Regions from separate parts of the Homo sapiens genome. Here region 1 is linked to region 2. The links are chromatin loops, found by intact Hi-C in ENCODE. Cell type or tissue: Calu3. All regions are shown on one strand. Links, peaks and the distances in the headings refer to the core of each region. The heading gives the core; the rest is flanking DNA. Region 1 overlaps SPATA13 (spermatogenesis associated 13). Region 2 has its middle 120 kb from the start of C1QTNF9B.

The links. Hi-C counts contacts between places; a loop is a spot of excess contacts. Peaks named below come from ENCODE experiments on the same cell type or tissue, not always from the same donor. Only the 100,000 strongest peaks of a DNase experiment are listed, where the experiment ranks them.
Region 1: it touches region 2 in a loop (9-fold over the local background); 1 of 110 quality-filtered maps calls a loop at or near these places.

Annotation. Positions count from the first base shown.
Region 1 is chr13:24,190,096-24,202,654 of GRCh38, forward strand. The region is part of intron 1 of SPATA13 (spermatogenesis associated 13); the gene reads left to right. Among named protein-coding and RNA genes, the nearest start is that of MIR2276, 34 kb to the left of the region's middle. In Calu3, for the core only: no CTCF peak of the experiment used is centred there; no DNase peak of the experiment used is centred there.
Region 2 is chr13:24,013,273-24,025,831 of GRCh38, forward strand. It overlaps a transcript of SPATA13 not described here. Among named protein-coding and RNA genes, the nearest start is that of C1QTNF9B, 120 kb to the left of the region's middle. RefSeq lists an enhancer at 3,092-3,993. In Calu3, for the core only: no CTCF peak of the experiment used is centred there; a DNase peak (open chromatin) is centred at 7,229.

The sequences.
Region 1 (12,559 bases), core at 2,833-7,832, 170 kb after region 2:
TATACAATATATATTATTATATAACATAATAATATACAATATATATTATTATATAACATATATATAATATATATTATTATATAACATATCATATATAATATATATTATTATATAACATATCATATATAATATATATTATTATATAACATATCATATATAATATACATAATATATATTATTATATATAATATATAATATTATATATTATTATATATAATATATAATATTATATATTATTATATATAATATATAATATTATATATTATTATATATAATATATAATATTATATATATAATAAGGCTGTAGTTACCATGGATGGTGATTCCTCTGATGGATCTGGGCAAAGTAAAGTGAAAACCTTCTGGAACTGATTCACCATTCTAGATGCCATAAAGAACAGGAGGAGGTAAAAATACCACCCTTAACAGGAATTTGGAAGAAGTGGATTCCACCCCTCATGGATGACTTTGAGGGGTTCGAGACTTCAGTGGAGGATGTAACTGCAGATGTGGTGGAAACAGCAAGAGAACTGGAATTAGAAGTGGAGGCTGAAGATTTGATGGAAGTGCTGCAATCTCATGATAAAAATGGAATGAGGAGTTGCTTCTTGTGGAGGAGCAAAGAGAGTGGTTTCTTGTGACGGAAACTACCTCTGGTGAAGATGCTGTGAACACGGTTGAAATGACAACAAAGGATTTAGAATATTACATAAATTTAATTGATAAAGCAGTAGCAGGATTTCAGAGGAAAGATTCCAGTTTTGAAGGTTCTGCTGTGGGTAAAATGCTATCAAACAGTATCGCATCCTGTAGAGAAATCCTATATGAAGGAAGAGTCAACAAATGCAGCAAACCTCACTGTCTTCTCATTTTAAGAAATTGCCACTGCAGCCTTCAGTAACCACCACCCAGATCAGTCAGCAGCCACTACCATTGAGGCAAGACCCTCCACCAGAAAAAAGATTAGGACTTGCTGAATGCTTGGATGATTGTTAACATTTTTTAACAATGAAGTCTTTTTAAATTTATTAATTAAATTAATTAATTATTATTTTATGTTTGTAGAGACAGCATCTCTCGATATTGCCTAGGCTGGTCTCGATCACCTGGCCTCAAACAATCCTCCTGCCTCGGCCTCCCAAAATGTTGGGATTATAGACATGAGCCATCTTGCCCAGCCATATTTTAAAATTAATGTATGTACATTTTTTTCAAACATAATGCTATTACACACATGGTAGACTACAGTATAATGTACACATAACTTTTACATGCATTGGGAAACCAAAAACTTTGTGTGACCTGCTTTATTTCGATATTTGTTTTATTGCTGTGGTCTGGAACCAAACCTGCAATATCTCCCAAGGCATGGCTGTATCTCCTCTTTCTCACTATACATTGCTTTCTTTTTTTTTTTTTTTTTTTTTTTTTTGAGATGGAGTCTTGCTCTGTCACTCAGGCTGGAGTGCAGTGGCGTGATCTTGGCTCACTGCAAGCTCTGCCACCTGGGTTCACGCCATTCTCCTGCCTCAGCCTCCCGAGTAGCTGGGACTACAGGCGCCCGCCACCACACCCTGCTAATTTTTTTGTATTTTTAGTAGAGACAGGGTTTCACTGTGTTAGCCAGGATGGTCTTGATCTCCTGACCTTGTGATCCGCCCGCCTCAGTCTCCCAAAGTGCTGGGATTACAGGCGTGAGCCACTGCGACCAGCTACATTGCTTTCTAAAGCCCTTGCATCTCCTGCATACCTCATCAGAGTAATGAAAATGTTGCAGAATTTTGCTCCTTAGTTCAGCTAAAACCGGGTTCTTGTCACACAAGCAGGAAAATTTAGGCCTGCGTACACATTGAAGGGTGAACAGTGCAGGATTATTACAGGGCGAAAAGGGAACAAAAAAGAAAAATACACGGCAAAGTGAGATGGAGTCCTGCTAACAAGCCCCCACCTCACCCAGGCCACCACACAGGAGCTGAAGAGGTCAGGCTTCTACCCCGATCTGTGGCTCCACCCTGGTTCCCCCAGTCCATTGTGGCCATGCTCAGACAAGGCCCTGGGCAGGTTGCCTCATAGGGGGCACAAAAGCAGCTGTTGTAAACTCTTGTTGGGCAGGCAAGGAGATTCACCAGGGACCCCCCTCCCCCCACACCTTATCTGCCTAAGCATTTGGCTATCTCAAAAGCACATTCTAAGTTAAACAATGACCTGTTAATTTCCAATTCAGGGGCTTTTTCCTGTAGTTCTCTGCTTGTGTTTTGAGGTGTTCGTCTCCTCCTCCTTGCAGCTCTGCTTGGTGACTGTGATGCCTGCTACTCTAGTTCTCCTCCTGCCCCTTCAGTCTCTGTGCCAGTTCCTCTTCCTCCTCCTACCCGCTGAAACAGCGTCTTCCTCAGAATACTGTTTCCAGCAGTTCCCATGGCCTCACCTATCACCTCATCTGCACTCACTCCAGACATCTTGAGAGTCAAGACCTGAAGTCCTGTCTGTTAGTACATATTTAATGTGGTAGGCACTTGAGTATTGAATGAAAACTCAGGCACCTTCCTCTCACTAGGTCTGCACACCTGCCCTGGCCCCAGAGCACACAGATAGGCTTACCCGCTTCTACGGTGTGATTGGGTCAGGCTGTTGGAGAAGCAGAGAGAAGATTTGTTGTGGAAGGGGTGCCATGGAGACAGATCTTGAAGATCTCAAGGATTTTGAGAGGGTGACATGGGAAAAAAAGGCCTTCTGCATGGGTGGAACTGCCTAAAACTAGGTTAGGCAACAGGAGGCACTTCCAGAGCCCAGCAGGTGGTCCTGGGAGCACTGGTAGAGATGGACAGGAGGAAAAGGATTCTTTCCTCCCCCTGCTGTTCTCAAAACACCAAGCACTGTAACCGGCACATTATAAGTGCTCTTTAAGGTTTTGAGAGAAGTTGAAAGTCAAGGTGTGTGGGCTGAGAGCCCTGGGGGGCCAGGCTGAGGAGCTTGACACATAATCCAGGAAGGGACAGGAGCCACTGAGCATTGTTGAGGAGGGCAGTGACTGACTGGGGAGGACCTTCAGGAAGCTTTGTCTGGCATGTGGGCGCTGGATGGATAGGAGAGTAGAAAAGTGGACAAGTGAGTACACTGAGGGGGAAGTGACGGAGCTCTGAGGAAGGGGAGTTGCAGGGGAAATGGACAGGAGGGAATGACTCCAGTGAGCTGGGGGCACAAGGGAAAGTAGGTGAGGGTGGGGGAGAGAGATGACAAAGGCCAGTGTTGGAGGAACTGGGAGAACGGAGGCATTGTTGACACAGGCGGTGGCCATGTTGTTTGTACTGGGGGCCTGGTGAGCAGATGCCTCAGCGTGGTTGAATCTGAGTGTGAGGAGTGAGGCCTGCGGGGGGTGCTCCCCAGTTGGTGCCAGGATAGCTTCACCTGGAGCCGAGAATGGGTGATGTGGTGGTCGCTCAGGCACATGGAGTTGCTGGAGAAACCAGTTGAGTCTGGAACCTTGGGAAGGGGCAGGAACAGGAGGAAGGATGGAGAAGGGGCACTCAGGTGGGAGGAAGCCTGGAGAGGAATCAGTGGCATCAGAGGCACTGGATTCTCTGAAAAGAGTCCCTTCGATTTGGCACTTAGCTATGCTTTAGCAAATATCAGAGGAGCAGGTCTTCTTCTGGAGGAAGAAGTAGGGTTAGTGTGGAAACGTAGCTATTCCTCAGTGAGCAATTGTTGGCTGAATCCTGCTACATGTCAGACGTTGTGCCAGGTGATGAAGTGGTCACAATGAGGAAGATGGATGTGGAGAGTTGCTGGGTGGTGCCCAGAAGATCAGTAATTGGGATTTTAACACATTGTGATGAGTTTAGAAGGGTGGAAGCTTTGAGGACTATAGAGACACAAAAAGGCAGAAACTGGAAAAGAGTTTGTAGAGGTTTCTTACCTTCTCAACCATTCAAGTTCATAGCCCATCTTCCCAACTTTGCATCCATGGTTCAGTAGCCGAGTCTGTGGTGGGCACCTCATTGATCTTTGCTGCTTTATGGTTTTATGAACTCTAGCAGCTTCCCCTGCAGACATTGAGACACCTTGTAGAACCTAGGCAAGACTGCAGTGGTACAGGCAGTGGCCAGATCACACATTATATAAGATGATGCCAATACGTATAGTTATTTAAATGTGCAGCTAAAATCGTCCTGAATGTTGTTGCATCATTTCAAATATATGACTTACAAAAGAAGAAAAGAAAAGTTAGCGCCGTTCAATCATCCTGAGATTGCTCCTTTGCCTGGGACTTGCAAGAGTAGGACAGGAAGTGGAGAGGAAAATGTCCAGGCTCTTTGCAGGCTGAGGTGCACATTACTGGAAATGTTGAGAATCACTGACAGAGCGAACCATCCAGCTCTGTGAAATAGGAGAAACCAACTAGCTGGAGAGGTAGGATGCATGCTCTGAGTACTTAACAATCCTTATTTTACAACTTCTGAATCCGTAACAGTTTGAGGATTTGGTAGTCAGTGATCCTGCTAATAGCTGCATAATGAGCCCGGTAGGTCCTCATTGATTCACCACTCACCGACTGGTCTGCCGCTTTCCACTGGAAGGACTAGGATTTCTTCTTCTAACACTGTTTATTCTATGGCTGAATCATTTGTACACTATTAAAAATTCTACGTGCTTTACGATATGTGGAATCTTGACCTCACTTGTCGGAATTTAATCAATGATTTAATCTCTACCTGTCTAAGCAGCTCACAATGGTTTTCTTATCCAAAGGATAGTTGCAGAATGTTTGTTAATTGGGACAGGAGTAAAATAGTGAATCTTGTAAGGATGAATTATGACTAAATTCATGGGAAGTGGACGATACAACTTTTTAAGCTTTATTAAGATACAATTTAAATACCAGTTCACCAATGATTTCTAATTCAACTAAATGGCTTTTAGCACATATAGGAAGAGTTGTACAGCTGTTGCCACTGATTCCAGGACCTTTTTAGCACCCCGCAAAGAAACCCCAATTCCTGTTAGCAGTCATTCCCCATTTCCTCCTGCTCCAGGCTCTGGCAACCACTGACCTGCCTCCTGTCTCTATGGATTTGCCTATTCTGGACATTTCCTATCAATGGAATTATACAATATGTGGCCTTTTGTGACTGGCTTCTTTTACTTAGATAATATTTTCAGTGTGCATTCATGTTGTAGCATAGCATGTGTCAGTACTTCTGTTTTATAGCTGAATAATATTCAATTATGTGGATATCAAATTTTGTTTATCCGTGCATCGGTTGATGGGTATTTGGTTCGTTTCCCCCTTTGACCATTATGAATAATGCTGCTGTGAACACTCATGTACAAGTTTTTGTGTGGGCACCTGTTTTCAGTTCTCTTGGGTATATACCCAGGAGTGGAATTGATGGGTCATATAACTCTATGTTTCATATTTTTAGGAACTGCCAAATTATTTCCAAAGTGGCTGCCCCATTTTACAGCCCACCAGCAATATAAGAGTGTTCTGATTTTTCCACATCTTTGCCAACACTGCTAAAGGACAGTATAATATTATATAAGACTCTTAATTATTTAGGCATTGATTATCTACAAGGGGGTTTTCTAGGATTTTGTTTCCCTTTCTCTGTCCCCAAGTTACTGATTTGTTGATTTCACTGTAATATCTGATTTTGCTTTCCCGAAGAGAGGAAGGTGAGGAGAATGTGGGAGAACTTAAATTGGTTAATATAGCTAAATATTAACACCTGTTAACAAGTTGACTAGAAAGGTTTAAGGGGGAAAGATGATTTAATTAGCTCAAGTGATGTTTGGATTAATAGCAACCTCTGTAGGACTGGGGATGTATTCTTAGGTACTATAATAATTTATGTTTTTATTTATGAAAAAATTAAAAATTTAAGCATGTTTCATATTATCTGGATGACCATGGTATGGGGAAAACTGTAACTTGATTTTTGTGCCTTAATTTGCATTTGATTTTAATTCTTTGGTGCCAAGAAATTCAACTAACATGGCAGCAATTAACTTACTGCAGAGTTTTCAAAATATCTTAAAGGGCCTGGAAAAATTTTTCTAGAAGCTTCATATGTTACCCAAATTTGATGAGGAGTATCATAGTCAGTACTCCTGTGGAGTTTTCAAGTAAAGCCCTCATAATGATGGTGGGAAGGAAGGTGTGTTCCCTAAGAGTGAGGCTTGGCATAAACCCTTCACACATTACCTGGAAGTATCACACTTCAATTTTAAAAAGATTCACATGAATTTACAGTGTTTTTTAATGTTACATAATAGGTAATACCTATTTTTAGTATGTAATAAAGCCTTAAATTATATAACATTCAATAAAAATACCTGTACCTTTCCACAGTGTACTAGAAAATGTTCCAATTTGTGTAGAACTGACTTTTACTCTTCTTTTCATTCCTGGTGGGAAGATCACTTGAGCCCAGGAGTTTGAGACCAGCCTGGGAAATATAGTGAGACCCTTGTCTCTACAAAAACCAAAAAAATTACCTGGGCATGGTGGCGTGGGCCTGTAGTCCTAGCTACTTGGGAGGATGAGGTGGGAGGATCACTGGAGCCCAAAAGGTTGAGGCTGCAGTGAGCTGTGATTATTGCACCACTGCATTGTAGCCTGGACAACAGAGTGAGACCCTATGTCAAAACAAAACAAAACACATGAGCAGCCTAGTACATGTCGGGCACTTAGTGTTCAGTAATATTATTTACTTTCCTGAAGAAAATGGCCAATTAATGGAGAGTAGTACATTTCAAGAGATAAGGAGAAGCATGATTTCTAACACTCTAGAATATTGGATTGGCTAGAAAAAAAAACAGTTTGAAGAGGAGAAAGAGATGAATGTGAAATGAGCAAGCTGCTGAGTACGGGGTGAGTAGTGATTACATATACTGGAAAAGAGGAACTTAGTTCTGTAGAAATCTTAACTTCGTGATAAAAGTTACCAGCAACAGCAGGTGGCCAAATAACAACCAGAGGGCACCTGAGATGGGTATGATCTTACTGTTCCAGTTTTTATTATGTTTCAGTCTTGAGAAAAGACCCATCTTTAGAGGAAGACATATATCTTTAATTTACTCTCCAGGTCCTCCATAACTGCTACAGTAGCTATAATATTTATGTGATGGAATAGTCAAGTATAAAATAATATTGAGATAAAAATTTTGACACAACAGAGACTCAGTAGGAAGAAATTGTAAAGCTGGAAAGAGTAAACAGTGCAATAGTGATTAACTACAGAATAAGTGTATCAAAGTACAACTTTCAAATTGTTAAAACGTAACTATCTCTTAAATGTATCATGAATATGTGTCAGAAATTTATTTAGCTCATCAATGAGGGAACCAGCAGGATGTTGCCACTGACTTAGTCTGTCAGGAAAGGCGTGCTGAGATGTTTGCTAAATTAGACAACACTGGTTAATGTCCTATAGGGCAGTAAAACTGTAACCTTTATAGTTACCTTTTCTGAAAGATAGAAATAATTTGCATCTCTAATGAGAAAAAAAGAAATCTGAAGATTAACCTATAACTTACCTCTAATTAGTAGTAAATAGCAGGTCAAAATAAAGTACGTCCTAGAGAATGAAATCAGTTAGACTGGCTTTGGTGTGATATTGAAAGTACATGTGCCATCCTTGGCCTTATTTCCATGTTCTGACTAATTTTAAAAAATATGTATAAGGATTAGTGAGGGGCCATTAATACCACCAGAAATTACTAGGATGCCTTAGACTTCCATTGTGTTCCCTGGCTCTCTCAGTGGGCATGGGGTTTCCTGGAGGCTGATTTTTCTCCTAGGATGAAGTCCCCCAAGAAACATGCATTTGCTTCTCAAAAACAGAACTGTTGTTCTTCCAACTCCTCACTTTCCCATGTTTCCTCCCCTGTTACCTCGTGTTTGTTTGTTTGTTTGTTTGAGATGGAGTCTAGTTCTGTCGCCCAGGCTGGAGTGCAGTGGCATGATCTCTGCTTACTGCAACCTCCACCTCCCGGATTCAAGCGATTCTCCTGCCTCAGCCTCCCGAGTAGCTGGGATTACAGGCGCCCGCCACCATGCCAGCTAATTTCTATATTTTTAGTAGAGACGGGGTTTCACTGTGTTGGCCAGGCTGGTCTTGAACTCCTGACCTTGTGATCTGCCCCCCTTGGCCTCCCAAAGTGCTGAGATTACAGGCGTGAGCCACCGCACCGAGCCACCTTGTTTTGTTTCCAGACTCACTGGACTAAATGTCAGGTCCTCCCAGCCTCCTGCCCACTCCTGTACAAACAGAATCATAGGAAGTCTCTTTATAATAAAGCAGCAAGCCTATTTCAGGTACACATGTGTTTTGCTGGATGTTCTAGGAAGGTGAAAAAGAGTCTAGAGGTCTCCAAAACCCTTTGCCATTAAATCCTTCAGACGCAGTTAATAAAATCCATAGGAATCTCCCACAGAGGCGTTGTTGAGTTTGGCTTGGGATTACTATAGAGGTATGATTATTAATCTTCATTCTTGTGGCAGTTTACATCAGTTTCTAGATAAATGTTGATTGGAATTTAAAACTCTATGTATGTTCAAGCAAGGAGGTGAGTTTTGTTTGGTAGTCTCTTTTTCTTTGTCCTTGTTCTTTCTGCCAAGTCTGGGTCGTCCTGTGAGGGCTATCCCACGTGCTGCCACGAGGACATGGAAACTAGTAAAGTTTCTGCAGGTCAGCAAAGTTAGATGAGTACCACCAGCAGCAGGTGTCAGCTAATAAGCAGAGGGCATTTCAGACTGGTACCTCTTCCTCAGGGGTGATGCAGGACCTTTTCTGCTGTTGATTAAAGGATTGTATTTTTAGAATATATATTACATATTCTTAGAACTATAAAATCTTTTTTTTTTTTTTTAAGGCAGGGTCTTACTCTGTCACCCAGTCTGGAGTGCAGTGGTTCATTCTTTGTTCTCTTTTCAGGCACACACCACCACTCTCAGCTAATTTTTGTATTTTTTACAGAGACAGGATTTTATCATGTTGCTCAGGCTGGTCTCGAACTCCTGAGCTCAAGCGATCCGCCCGTCTTGGCCTTCCAAAGTTCTGGGATTACAGGCCTGAGCCACTGCGCCCGCCAGAACCATAAAATCTTAAAGTTGAAGGAAATCTCAGAGGTTTGGAATCCAGCACCCACGCCAGCTGCAATCCATGTTTGCCAGCCGCTGAGCTCTTCGGAAGGTGGGAAGCTGGGAAGACTGAATCTTGCTAGATGGCCTGTTCTCTGTAAACAGCTTTGATTGTTAGGGAATCTGTCACAGAATGAAAAACAATCTCATTCTACATACTGATTCTACCAGAAAGTGTGCATCTGAATAAACTTCTGATCCTTCTTCCATAGGAAAAGCACTATGATGTCTTCCCTAAAAGTTGTGTTTTTGAAGCTGAATGTCTCAGAATCTTTCTGCTGATTTGTGAAATAATATGGATGGCAGATTATTGTGTAAATTTATCTGTGGTTTGTCTGTGTTTCTTTTAAGATGTGTTCCTTAGAACTGAACGTACTACTTTTAATTGGCCAATGTGTAGGTTTAGGAGAGGGATGGGAAAAACTTGCGTCTTGTGATCTAAGCTCTACTTCTGTTGTTTGCCTAGACCTGCGGCAATGTATTGGAATTTTCAATAGGCGCATAACAGTGTCAGATCACATTGGCCATCCAGGTCACCACATCTTTGGGTTCTTATTCAAATAAATTGCTTTTGTTTGTCAAGTGTTCCCACTAAGCCATATGTAAGTAATTGTAATCCAATTTTTTAAAACCTTAGCTGTGAATACTTATTATAATAATAATATATGTCTTATAAGAGAGATAGACTAGCATGGTAGTTAAGAGTTTAGCACTGGAATCGGACCATCTGGGTTCCAATCCTATCTCCTTTATTACAGTCTGACATTGAGATGGTTAAATGTGTTGATGCCTGGAAGGTCCCTTCCCATGGCTCTTGGTTGGTCAGTGATCAACAAATGAGAGCTATTATTCTCTTTGCCAGACTTGTACAAACCCCTTCAACGGGCATTTTCTTAATTTAACCCAACTACAGTTTGATGAATACTATTGTTATTCTGCCTTTGTTTAGATGTGGGAACCGAGCTCAGAGTAGCTAGGTAATTTGTTCAGGGATGTGGCACTCCTGGGTGGCGCAGAAGGATTTGAACATGGGCCTATCTGATGCTTTAGTGGTTGGCACACCTGGTTAGCCCTGTTGTATGTTTCATAGAGCAGTATTTTCTAACCCAGCCTTCTAACAATTGTGTATCTTAGCTGTTTTATTAAATACTTAATTCATACAAAGAGTACAGCATGTAAGGACAAAGACAAGTAAACACCATGTATGCACTGCGCAACCTGAAACGTGAAATGCTACCATTTTCCTTGAATGTCCCACCTCGTTCTCAGCCCCAAGTCTCCCACCCAAGAGGTGACATCATTCTGACTTCGGGGATTATCACCACTTAACTCTTCTTTATTGGTTTTCAACACATAAAATATTCCTAAACAATATTTTTCTTTATGTAGCTGTTTAGTAGAATAGCATAACATACGAGATGTGAATATAAAGCAACTTTATGTTTTTTGCTCTCGGTGGTCCCCTTAAATTACACGTGTGATTAGTTTCTCTTGTGCCCGAGATGAAAAATCAAGCAGCCTCATGACTGTTGGTCACCTCCGGGTCATAAAAATCTCACAATCACATCAAGTTTAAAACAAATAAAACAAACCAAAAAACCCCACTCACTCCCACAATGAAAATACACAGTTTCACGTAATAGTCAAAATAATCTTGCTTTAAAATTGAGGCTCTTGATATTGACAGAATGTGTCTGATTACGTCCTTGTTCTTTTTTTTCCCCCTCACAGGAATGTTGCAGCTATTCTAAGGGCTTTGCACGCTCATGTGAATTTTAAATTCAGCTAGTCAGTCACACACACACACACACACACACACACACACACACAGAGTTTGGATTTTGATTGGAGGTATTTTTGAATCTGGACATTGTAATGGTGTTATTTGTTCCCTTGCCTTAGTGAGGTTATCATGCTTATTAGCACAAGGGGCGGGTTTCCAAGCATTTACCTAGACAAGCTGTGACCCCCTGTCATGTGTACAAAGCTCTTGTTGGCCTGACTGTGCCACTCATCATCAGCTGTTTGTTTTTTTAAGATAATAGTCTATTTTTTAGAGCACTTTTAGGTTTATAGAAAAACTACCCCCTCTCCCCTGTTCACTGTTTCTTTTATTATTATCATTTTGCATTAGTGAGATATATTTCTTACAATTGATGGGTCAATATTGATTTACTATTAACTAAAGTCCATGGTTGACATTAGAGTTCACTCTTTTTTTTGAGACAGAGGCTTGCTCTGTCACCAGGCTGGAGTGCAGTGGTGCAATCTTGACTCACTGCAACCTCCGCCTCCCAGGTTCAAGCGATTCTCCTGCCTCAGCCTCCTGAGTAACTGGGATTACAGGTGCGTGCCACCACACTCAGCTAATTTTTGTGTTTTTAGTAGAGACAGGGTTTCACCATGTTGGCCAAAATGGTCTTGATCTCTTGAGCTCATGGTTCGCCCACCTTGGCCTCCCAAAATGCTGAGATGACAGGTGTGAGCCACCATGCCTGGCCTAGAGTTCACTCTTGATGTACATTCTATGGTTTGTACAAATACATAATGCAATGTATTTACCATTATGATGTTGTACAAATAGTACATATGTTAAAATCCCCTGTGCTTCACCTGTTCACTTCTCTTTCCCCACCCAGCCTTTGGCAACCACTGATCTTTTTAGTCTCCATAGTTTTGCCTTTTCCAGAATGTCATGTAGTTGGAATCATGTAGTATGCAGCCTCCTCAGCTTGGCTTCTTACATTCACAGTATGCATTTAAGTTTCCTCTGTGTCTTTTTCTGGCTTAGTAGCTCATTTCTCCAGCCTGGGGGACAGAGCAAGACTCTGTCTAAATAAATAAATAAATAAATAAATAAATAAATAAATAAATAAAAAGTGACTCTGACATATTTGACTCCTATATTCGTTGATACATCTAAGTTTATCCTTGCCTTTTAAAAGATAATAGGTAAGGATATATTACCTTGTTGTGTGTTGTGAGTTTACTTTTTATCCTAGGATTTAAGTGCAAAAGGACGTTAAGAATCCTGGGCTATGGAAGAGCTTGATCTTCCTGCCTCTGAGCCCCAGAACCCTCTTTTGTTTGCAGAGCTAAACAGCCACACCGAGTAGATGGCCCAGCAGCAGTAAATGTGGTGCCCACAGTCGTAAAGGACAGTTGATTCTGCAGGGAACGGCCCGTTCCTGAGCCTCTCCTGGAACGAGTGTGTGCTTGGGCGCTTTCTCCAGGTTGGATGCCAGTGTTGGCCTCAGAGACCTGTTTGCTTTCTTTCTTTCCCTTTTTTTTTTTTTTTTTTTTTTTAGCTTCACTTGTACTTTAAGGTACAATATTAGAATGTTCCTGTGACTTTTTTTTTTTTTGTATTTGTAGATTTGGGATAAAAATGGAATTAAAAAGCCTGAAGGGAGCGGG
Region 2 (12,559 bases), core at 5,027-10,026:
ATTTCATCTGAGCACCCTGGCTTCCACAGCATTGCATGCCCACTGCCAGCCCGTTCCTCCCCTCCCTCACCCACTGGGCTGACGATCCTCTCCCACTTGCTGCTCAGTTTCCCTCCTGGTTTGTCCCAGCTCTGGGGCCCATGGGCAGCCCCCTCACCCTTGTGCCTTGCCCCCCATACCTGGGACACTGCTTGGGGACAGTGCCCAGGATTCTACCTACTCTGAGAATGGGGACAAGAAATCTACACACAAGCTTAAGTCGCCCTTATCCTAAAAAGGTACTTTTTTCCTGACCTTGTGAATTCTTCCAAGATCTTATTGATCTCTAATTTGCCTTTTGTGAGAAAATGTTTTGAAAGAGTAACCTACACCCATCGCTTTCATTCCTTACCACCCACTTGCTCCTTGTCCCTTACAGTCTTTTTTTTTTCCACTTTTTTTTTTTTTTTTGCCCCAGAAGACCAGGCTGTCAACAGTCTGCAGTGTTAGGAGTGCCACATGTGTTCATTTATTTTGTCCTCTAAAAACCTCGAAGGCTTGGGTGCTGCATACAGTCAATAGCCGTTTGACCCATGAGAAAATCAGAGCTCAGCCTGGTCATGTTGTTCATGAGGTTATTGGGAGCAGGTAATGGACTGTAGGCCTTTCTGACTGCAGAGCCTGTTTTAAGCTGTTGTGCTGTACTGACTCGATGTGCAAGTCTGGAGTGTGCTAGAGTCAGAGCCTCCAAACCCGTCACGCAAAGGGGCTGTATACGCTTGCTAGGGCTGCTGTGCCACAGTTGAGTGGCTTTGACAACAGAAATGGTTTGCCTCGCTGTCCTGGAGGCTGGAGGCCACAGGGTCAGCAGGGCCATGCTCCTTTTGCAGGTGCCAGGGAAGGTCGGGGCCCAGCCCTTCTCCCAGTTCTTGGTAGCTTAACTCCAGTCTCCACATTGCATTCTCCCTGTGTGCATGTCTGTGTCCAGAGTCTCCCTTTCCATTAGGACACAAGTCATATTGGATTAGGCTCTCACCCTAATGACCTCATCATAACTAAAGTTGACAACTCGGGGGCACCAACACACCCCCCTTCCCCCATGCAGAAATGGCCCCACTGTTTCTGGGGCCTTTCAAAACCTGCATGTAACCTTTGACTCCCCCAAAACTTAACTACTAATAGCCTGCTATTGACCAGAAGCCTTACCGATAATGTGTCAGTGGATGAACACATATTTTGCATGTTATATGTACTGTATACTGTAGTCTTACAATAAAGTAAGCTAGAGAAAATAATATTTGAAAATCATAAGAAAGAGAAAATATATTTATTCATTAAGTGCAAGTGGATCATCCAGGTAAAGGCCTTCATCCTGTGGTCTGTTAGTTTGTAACAAAATAGTGTATGTCTTCTCCTAAAATTTACTATTGTTATTTAACAACTTCCTTTAAAAGGAAGGTAAGTGGTTTAGTGAAACTGATGAGAGGAAACAAATCCTGATTTCAATTGTGAATTAAGGGTGTTATTCACACAAGTTATTTCAGTTCCTGTCTTCTCCCTTTTGGTTAAGATTTCCACAGGATTGCTGTAGTTCTGAGATCCAGGTTCCCTTTTTGGCACTTTCTGGATTTTTTTTTTTTTTTTTTTTTTTTTTTTTGAGACAGAGTCTCGCTGTGTCGCCCAGGCTGGAGTGCAGTGGCGCTATCTGGGCTCACTGCAAGCTCCACTTCCTGGGTTGATGCCATTCTCCTGCCTCAGCCTCCCAAGTAGCTGGGACTACAGGTACCCGCCACCACGCCTGGCTAATTTTTTTGTGTTTTTAGTAGATAACAGGGTTTCACCGTGTTAGGCAGGATGGTCTTGATTTCCTGACCTCATGATCTGCCTGCCTTGGCCTCCCAAAGTGCTGGGATTACAGATGTGAGCCACCGTGCCTGGCCACTGGATTTTTATAGTAAACAATGACCTCTGTGACTCTTAACGAGAGATGAATAGATACAAAAAGTCTTATAAGCAAAAACATCGCTGAAAGCCAGAGTTTACTGCAAAATAGACACATGACATTATTTAATTTTTTTCCCAAATAGAGAACCTAAGTAAAAGCCTTAGCAATTTACCTTTTGCTGAGAGGAACTAGCTGGACTGTACATTTTAAGAAAATCCTTTCTTCAAAGTACATGTGAGGAAAAACTAATTTCGGGGACAGCCCTGCTTCCAAGCTTGTTTCTCCTGTGGCATCCCCTCTCTGTTAGCAGTAATTTAATAAAAAACCTGAATATGACCCTGTTGTGAGCTGAGTCAGGCCTGACCCTGAGCCAGGGGCCACCTGGCCCCTCTGCTTCACTCTCACCATTGCCCACTCATGGGGCTTCTTTTCTGCTCATGGTTCATCCCAGAAGGTTTTTCCCTGCCATCCCCTAGAAGGTCAGACCAGCCAGGACACCCCCGGCCTTCCTGATCCTTCCCCTTTGGGGCGACCCCTGGCAGGCCCCCCCCCAATTCCTAGGTCCACCGTTTCTGGGGTCTTTCCAGCCAAACCATGCCAAGGTGAGCCTCGGCTGGTGACACGTCATAGTCCCCTCATGACCCCACCTAAATCAGCAAAATGAAGTTGTTGGTTCTTAGAAATAATTTAAAACACAGAGGCATTTCCTCAGGCAGTGGGATTTGAGCATCAAAGACACGCTTCTGTCCTTCGTCCTTCTGCCCTCGGATGTCGCGGCTCCTTGGCTCCACAGTGACTTGGAGGGTACGCGGTGTGTATGTGTTGGCTGCAATAGTGTGAGCCACAGTGACACGTGGCATGGTTCTGAGCTCCACAAGGAAAATGGCAGAGCCCCGTTCCAAGTCCCTGGCAGGACTCGGGACTCTGCGTATGTCTTTCTCAGACACCCCTGAGACCTGCCCGGAATTGTGTTTGTGGCTTGTCCTTCAACCCCACTCCTGGCTCCTCCTGTGAGGGGTGGAGGCCAGTGGGGTCCATCCCTGCCCACCCCTGGAGTGCTCCATCCTCCAGGACGTGGCCCTGGGCCCTCCAGGAAGCAGCTGCGGCTCTTCCTGAGGCTGGGAGAGCTGTTTCCCAGTAGCTACCATTTCCATTTGGATCCAGATGTGACATCTTCCCATTTCTGACATCACCCTGGATGTCACATCAGTTTTCTTTAATTGACTTCTCACGTTTCTCAAATTCTTGCTGGAAGAATTGGGAGCGTCCTTTGGTGCCTGGGCAGCTATGATGCAGGCCACAACCACAATGCTAGGCTCAAAGGTGCCCTTCTTTGCCCACAGCCAAGCAGGGCCGCTGGGTTCACCTTGACCTCCACTGACTCTTCCTAAGCAGGCTCAGTGTCCAGGGCCCGGGCATGGCCTGCAGGGCTGTGGGGGTACCTCCCCGCTCCCTCTCCTTCCTGGCTCTCAGTTTCCTGAGCTGCGTGTCCCCAGTGTTCTCTTCCAGAAGTTTCATTGTCCTTGTGCAGAGAAAAGCCCCTGGAAGGCACTCTGGGACGTGCATTGTGCCCCAGTTCAGCACTAGGGTGGTGGCTCTGCACCCCAAGGCCTGGCTGCTGCACGATAACATGAGCCTGACAAATCCCAGGGTGCAGAGAATCCAGGGCTGGTGCAGGATGGCGCTGCCCCCGCCCAGGCTCATGCCCAGCCTTCAATGAATACAGTTTTAGTTACTGAATGACAGTGGATGGTGGAGCCCATGGAGGGTGTGATGAACACCAAGTGGGGCCTGACACAGACTCGGCAGCCTCAGGAAGGCAGGAGGTAGTGAGGAGCGCCCGAAGTGTGGGAGGAGGTGACAGGGTCAGGGGGCAGACATCCTTCCCATGGGGCCCAGCCCTGGGCCAGGGCAGAGAGTTGAGGTAACATCAGTAGATGAGTGAGCACTCCTGAGTTACGAATAGAGAACAAATCGCCAAAATAACAGCATGCATTTACACATGCTCACACGTGCCAGGCACTGCTCTGAGACGATAACTCAGTTAATGCTCACAATTCTCTTATCCTCATCCGAGAAATAGAATAATTTGCCTGGGCGTGCAGCAAGTGAGTGGTGGACCCGAACCAGAACCTACGTAAGCCCACGTGCTTGACCTGAATTCAGAGGATTGGAAACCCAGGGCTTAGAGCTTGAAAACGCACAGTGTGATCTAAATCTAAATCTCTTGGGCAGAGCTTTTCTCCATGCTCTAAAATTCTGCTCTTAAGGCCATGTGAGAGATGTATGTGTGTCTGTGTTTGTATGTGTATATATGTATATGTAAGATATACACACATATGTATATATACATTTTTGTTTACATATATTTTTTAGATCAGATAGACCCTGTCTGGCATTCCGATTTAACCTCAGCTAACCTGTTTTCACACATCTGTGCACTAAAACAACTCATTTTTTTCCTTTCCAGAGCTTGTCTTCAAGAGTAGCTGGTGCAGAAACTCGGTAAGAAGGGCCTCGAGTCCGTTCTTCCCTCTCCTTCCTCCTTCTTTCTCCTTTAAATCCTACCTCCATTTGCAGATTGTATAATCTGTATGTTAACTCCGTAATCCATATGTTACCTCTGTAACATACTGTTAAAATCACCACAAATTTGATAGTTTCACACTTTTCTTGACTTTCAAAACATATCATCTGTCAAGGTATTTGAGATGACTTCTTCCTTTGTGAAGTGAGGCCTCCTCTTAGCAAAATTTTAGACCCTACATGGATTTCATTAATATGCACTATTGCTACTAAATGTTCTGCTAGTGTGGCCAATCCATTTATAGGCAAACTTGGGAATGATTTTGTTTTGAAAGCAAATACAAATGAATCACCTTACACCCGTGGAAAACCAATCACGAGTCTTACATTTTAAGATACTTTACTGTGATAAAAACCTGGGAGTGTTTTGGGTTTTGTATGTTTGTTACTGGATGAATATAACCTTAGAGTTGAACACATTTTAATAGAAATGTGCACGTGTTCATAAATATGACATACTTAAGTCCTGTTGTAGATTAAACTGTATTACAAACCACTTCATAGTTGTAAGGTCAAAATGTCTTTTTTGATGGACAAATAGAAATGTTGCAAAAGATCGTTTTTTCCATCTTAGCATTATTTGTAACTGTGATTTACCTGTTGGACCCAACTAAAGACTAACAAGTAAAGAATCTGAGGAAGGTCTTTTAGGTAATAAATGAAATATCTTTTTAAATTCCTTTTTCTCCAATTAAAGTGGAACGCAGCTTCTGAAAATCTTTAACGAGCTAGACAATACAAAATTTAGATAATTTAATTTGAGATTATGTTTAGGTCTCAGAAAACCTGAGAGGTCTACGCATTAATAGCCAATGATGACACAGAGGCACAGCTAATTGGCGAGGTGAGCGCTGCTTGTTTGATGTTTTAGCAGAGGGTTACTTATTGATCTGCACCATAGGCCTCACCTAACATTGACTTTTCATTTGCTATTTGTCCTGTGTTTTACTTAACTGATGCATTTTTTTTGAAATTTTTAACTATTCACATTTGTTTGTGAGAAGAATTACATTACAGCATTTAGGTTCCAACGTTTTGTGTATCATACGAGTGGATTATCAGTCACATATCTTTGTGTGTTACTTCAAAAGCATTTGGTGTACACTCGAGAAATAATTATGACAAAGTATGAAAAACTTAATTTGTCTGTTTTAGGACATTTCAAATATTTAAGATGCAGAAGAATACTGAGGCATATCTGATTGAGTGGATCTCAACAGACATATTAGAATTTGGTTGATATTCAGGGAAAGTGAACGTGTCTAAAGAAGGGGCTCCTAAGTTATATGATTCTTATTATTATTATTATTATTTTTTTTTTTTTGAGACGGAGTCTCGCTCTGTCGCCCAGGCTGGAGTGCAGTGGCGGGATCTCGGCTCACTGTAAGCTCCGCCTCCCGGGTTCACGCCATTCTCCTGCCTCAGCCTCCCAAGTAGCTGGGACTACAGGCGCCCGCCACTACGCCCAGCTAATTTTTTGTATTTTTAGTAGAGACGGGGTTTCACCGTTTTAGCCGGGATGGTCTCGATCTCCTGACCTCGTGATCCGCCCGCCTCGGCCTCCCAAAGTGCTGGGATTACAGGCGTGAGCCACCACACCCGGCCATGATTCTTATTTATAAAAGAAAAACAGTATATAGTTTTATACTGTATGGTTTGATAGCAGTGGAGCTAGTTAAAATTTCTGCATACTTTTGTAATTATGTTTTGTTTGTGAACTTACAGATCCATTACCTAGCCAAATATTTATGTGTATTTTAAAGCATTTTTAATATCACATGCTAAATAGCTAGGAAACTTTTCTTGAGCAGAATATTACTAGTGCATTCTCTTTCTTCCTCTTGTGTGTACTTTATAATTAGAATAAATATCATTAATGATAATGCTTCTCTGAGGTCAGATTTTATTTAAAAAATAAAATAGGACTGCTAAAAAAAAAATGACATTTTGAAATACTCGTTGGAATCCTAGGCAGCTTAGGGCTCTGTAGAGCAATGGGAGTCCAAGGGTAGAGAATCATTTGGTGTTTAGGAAAAGCTTCTATTATCAGTGAGGTCACATTAGCGTTCACAGGCATAGATTTCAACATGCCAGTGAAGACTGGTAGGGTTAGGAGTCTCATCTCTCTCGCCCTGGAGTCTTTCTGTGGTTTTCAGGCCAGCCACACCTCTTTGCCCCCATGTCAGAATTCAGACATCTACGTTTATTGAAGCTTACCTTTAAGCTCTATCTTTATTGCACTCATTGTGTGAGGTGCGGACTCCAGCTTCTATCTTAGGAAGTCCACCTCAGAGCACCAAGCCTCACCGACAGCCAGACTTAACCAGCTGCATACAGCTTCTCCCTGTTGGCATGAAACACACCAACATTTGGGATGATGACTTGAGGAATTTGGATTTTTTTGAGATCTGTGTGTTTTAATGTTTTGGTATTTTACTTAGTTCCTTGTTTTAAACTGTTCCATTTCAAACTTAAGCATTTCATTTTATAGTTAGAGTGCTTGAACTTCTAACCAATATGCAGTTGACATTGTTCTAAGTTATGAAAAAGGCAAAAATATAGTGCTGTGTACATGTGACTTTATGAAAACTTTTTTGTTTTTTAACCTTAATCAAATTTTTCATTAATGCTTAAGTAGAATATATTAGTATTTTAAAAGCAGATTCACAATCCATTTGAGTTGGAAACCATTCTTGGCCCACAAACCCAGTTTCCCTCAGAGGCCGTGAGAGGGAGCTGTTGAACCTTAAACGAATTGTATTTAACCTTTAACAGTCCATCAGGCTAAACTATTCAGATAATCCATCTATAAAATTTAACTTACATTGTAATAAGCAGTAGTATGATTTTCATTTCTATTAAAGCAGAAGTTATGCAGTTAATTAAGAGACATTTCAGTTAAATTCAATGAATACTTTTTAGTACATGTTATTTACAAGGCACTTTATGCTAAAAGTGGGCATAAAAATAAATAATTTGGGCCGGGCGAGATGACTCATGCCTATAATTCCAGCACTTTGGAAGGCTGAGGTGGGTGGATCACAAGGTCACGAGTTCAAGACCAGCCTGGCCGAGATGGTGAAAACCGGTCTCTACTAAAAATACAAAAATTAGCTGGGCATGGTGGTGGGTGCCTATAATCCCAGCTACTCAGGAGGCTGAGGCAGATAATTGCTTGAACCCAGGAGGCGGTGGTTGCACAGGGCCTAGATCGAGACACTGCACTCCAGCCTGTGTGACAGATTGAGACTCCATCTCAATAAATAAATAATTGGAGTGGCTCATAAACATGTGCATGTCTGTGTGTGCACACCTGCATTATAAAGTAGAACACAATATATAAGGAAGGTATATTGAGTTTCCACAGAAAGGAAGGTATTAGGAGAGGCAGGAGAGAGGAGCTGGCCTCTAAGAAGGGCTGGAGCATTTCTGGGAGTTGACAGAGAATGGGGAGTATTCCAAGTGCGGAGCACAGCATAAGGAAAGAAAGTTTGGAGAATCCTGAAGATGCCTGTTTGCTCAAAGCATAGCTTGCATAAAGATGATTAAGAGAATATCAGGCATAGGGCAGACAGTGAGTTGCACCTGTAGTCCCAGCTACTTTGGAAGCTGAGTCAGGAGGATCACTTGAGCCCAGGAGTTTGAGGCTACAGTGAGCTATGATTGTACCACTCTACTCCAGTCTGGGTGACAGAACGAGACCTTGTCTCTTAACAAAAAATATAAAAATTAAAAACCAGTATCAGGCTGAAAAGCTAGGTTGGGCTGCATTGTACTCAAACATAAATGCCCAAGGACTGACTTGTCTCTAATTGTTTTGAACGTCAAAATTTGACCAAATGATCTCTTAATCTGTGACTGTATACGCCGTGCATTGGGCATTATTCACCAGATGTTAATTGAAGTCATACTCTGTGAAGGTTGTTGGAAAATCTTTTTTTTTTTTTGAGATGGAGTCTCACTCTGTCGCCCAGGCTGGAGTGCAGCGGCATGATCTTGGCTCACTGCAAGCTCCACCTCCCGGGTTCACACCATTCTCCTGCCTCAGCCTCCCGAGTAGCTGGGACTACAGGCGCCCGCCACCACGCCTGACTAATTTTTTATATTTTTAGTAGAGATGGGGTTTCACCGTATTAGGCAGGATGGTCTCGATCTCCTGACCTCGTAATCTGCCTGCCTCGGCCTCCCAAAGTGCTGGGATTACAGGCGTGAGCCACTGCGCCCGGCCAGTTGTTGGAAAATCTTAATGTTTCTTTTCTCTTTTCTTTCTTTTTTTTTTTTTTTCAAATGGAGTCTTGCTCTATCTCTTGAAGGCTGGAGTGCAATCTCATCTCACTGCAGCTTCCACCTCCCAGATTCAAGCAATTCTCCTGTCTCAGCCTCCCGAGTAGCTGGGACTACAGGCACCTGCCACCATGCCTGGCTAATTTTTGTGTAGAGATGGGGTTTCACCATGTTGGCCAGGCTGGTCTCGAACTCCTGACCTCAGGTGATCCACCCAGCCTTAGCCTCCCAAAGTGCTGGGATTATAGGCGTGAGCCACTGCGCCTGGCGAAAAATCTTAATGTTTCTTAATTGCAGTATTCTGAAACTGATAAAGCACTTGTAAAACTTTCAAAATAATTTAAAGCCATTTTCTTTTTAAGATAGAAATGAGTACTTCTTAGCATACTAGAGGTAACTTTAAAATTTTAAAGTAATGTTTAATGAGTACAGAGTTTCAGTTTTGCAAGACAAAAACCTTCTGATCTCTTACAAAATAGTGTGAAAATGTACTTTACTGAGCTGCACACTTGAAAATGGTTAAGATGGTGAATTTTAAGTTATATGTTTTCCACCACAATTTTTGAAAACTAAAATAAGAATTTTTTGGGGCTAAAACAAGAAGAAACCATCTACAGGAAGTGGAATGAATTTAGCTCTTATGTTTTCTGGCAGCATGTGGGAGGATTTGGGGTCACCATTGTGGGCCATGTTGTTTTCACTGATGACTACTTCTGCAGGAACATAAGTTTTCCTGGAATTAGACTCAAGCAAAATGTACAAGGCAGGCTCTTGTAGAAAAAGAAACATTGAATCATGAGCTGGACAAAAACTTTAGTTACCATTTTCTAAAAAAACTATATAGAGGTTGTTCAAATACACTTGAATCTTCTTTTTTTTTATTATTATTATACTTTAAGTTCTAGGGTACATGTGCACAGCGTGCAAGCTCGTTACATAGGTATACATGTACCATGCTGGCCCGCTGCATCCTTCAACCCGTCATTTACATTAGGTATTTCTCCCAATGCTATCCCTCCCCTCACCTCCCACCCCATGACAGGCCCCTGTGTGTTATGTTCCCCAGCCTGTGTCTCATTGTTCAATTCCCACCTATCAGTGAGAACATTCGGTGTTTGGTTTTCTGTCTTTGTGATAGGTTGCTCAGAATCATGATTTCCAACTTCATCCATGTCCCTGCAAAGGACATGAACTCATCCTTTTTTATGGCTGTATAGTATTCCATGGTGTGTATGCAAATACACATGAATCTTCTGTGAAAGCTGTAGACATTAAGGCATAGCTCAGTAAATTCATTTCTCTGGAGTGAAGATATAACTGATTTGGATACTTTGCTTTTTATCTTCTAATTTCAATAGAAAAGTAGGGAATAATGCAGGTTGTTTCATAGTGTGGCAAGCAGAATAATAGTCCCTGGAAGATGTCCATGTCCTATTCCCTGGCATTTGTGAATGTGTTACTTTCAATGGTAAAGAAGAATTAGGTTGCAGATGGACTTAAGGTTGCTAATCAGCTGATCCTAAAATAAGGAGATGATCCTAGATTATCTAGAAAGCCCAGTGTAATAACAAGGGTCCTTAAAAGTGGAAGAGGGAGGCTGGACAGGAGGCCAGAGAGATGCAGTGTGAGAACCCGATCTGACATTGCTGGCTTTGAAGGTGGAGGCCATGAGCCAAGGAATGTGGGCGCCTCTCAAAGCTGGGAAATTGATACTCCCTGAGAAGCCTCCAGAAGAGAATCAGTTCTGCCAGCACCTTGGTTTTAACCTGCGAGACCCCTGTTGAACTTCCACCCTGCAGCAGTGTGAGACGGTGATCTGCAATGTTTCAGGCCACAGCATGGGTGGGGATTTGTTCAGCAGCAGCAGGAAACAAATGCATGTGGACGCTAATATCATAGTCAGTTCACAGCAAAATCCTGGTCACCTGTACTGCAATAGTCCATGACGGTGGTGAATAAGTTGTCAGCTTCAATACAGATTTGAGGGGATCAGAATTGCCACTGTGCTGAAGAGGCTCTGAGTCATGTGCTGCGGAGGTCAGTGTGTCAGAGTTGGGTTTCATTCAGAGCAATCCATTTCTACACAGACATTGGTAGAAGGATGGCTAAGGGAGGTGACCAGTCACACTGTGAACTGGCCCCATCCACATCCACAGTTTCCTGATCCATGGTTGTATGCGCTCTAAGATTCTTCAGACTATAGGACTTTGAATGAAAGATGAAGTATAGAGATTCCCAGACCATGGTGGGTGCTTAACTATTTATTGGATGGATGGATGAATGGATGGACGGATGGATGGATGGATGGATGGATGGATAGATGGAATGAAGGAATGATGAACCAGGCTGCTGACTAAAGAAGAAGAAACACCCCTCATTCTCTTGGGTTGTCTAGTGACAAGACCAACCACATGCAAGAAGAAAGGAGAGTGCTATCTGGAGTGTTAGAAACCCTCTCCCTCTGAGTCCCATGCCACCAGGGCCCTGCTGGTGGCCACACAGCACGGTTCTACAGAGCAGCTGGCACGCTGCTGCTGATCCCGCTATGATGCATCCAGTGCTTACTAGATGTCACACAGGAAGTTTTTCTTAAACATTTTGTTAATATTTGATGACATAAAAATGTTATATATTATATATATGTTATATATATAGTAAAACTCCCTCTCTAGAAAAATAAATAAAAATTGAAATTCAGCTATATTTGCCTGCCGGGTGCAGTGGCACATGCCTGTGGCCCCAGTTACTTGGCAGGCTCAGATGGGAGGATCGCTTGAGCTCAGAAGTTAGATTCCAGCCCTGGGTAACATAGCGAGAACCCCCATTTCTCTAAAAATTGTTTTTTAATTTTAAAAACATTCAAATTCATATATATATAAATATATATATAAATATATATATAAACACAGATGAAGCATAATAATAAAGTGAATATCCAGACCCCCCATACATCTTAAGAAACAGACTATTATAAAAATCTAAAGTTCCCTGCTTATTAAATCCATGGTTGCACAGTCCTGTCTTCTTTCTAGAGGTAGCCACTGTTGCAAATATTATGTTTAATTCTCTTTCCTTCTTTATTATTTTACCATGTTTATGTCCTTAAGGAATATTTTCCTATTTTTGTTTATTTCCTAAAATTTTTATTAAAATGAATCAAATTTGTATGCATTCTCCTTCTAAATGCTTTTTTAAGTTAACCATGCTGATACTTAAATTAGATTTTATTCATTTTCACTGCTCTGAAGTATTTCTGTGTACTTATATACCAAAAAATATATATAATAATAATACATGTGTATGTACATTCTTCTATGGATGGACATTAATTTCCAGTTGTAACTATTACAAAAATACTTTCCAATGAACATTCTATGTGTCTCCCAGTAACCATGTGCAAATTTCCTTAGGACATATATTTAGGATTTGCTGGGTCATAGTGTAATTATATGTTCAGCTTTAAAAAATAATCCAAACGCTTCTCCAAAGTAGTTGTTCCAATTTATATGTAAAACAGTGGCATATACAACTTCCCTTTGCTCTAAATCCTTACTAAAATCTGGTATTCCTGGTTTTCAAATTTCTGCCAATTTGGTGAATATAAAATGGATTTTATTACGGTTTAAATTTTCCTTTTTGTGACTTTCAAAGAATTTGAGCATCTTTTCATAGAGCTGTTAGCCATTCACATTTTTTTCTATGAAATATCTAATCACATCTTTTACCTTTTCTTTCTTTCTTTCTTTCTTTTTTTTTTTTTTGAGA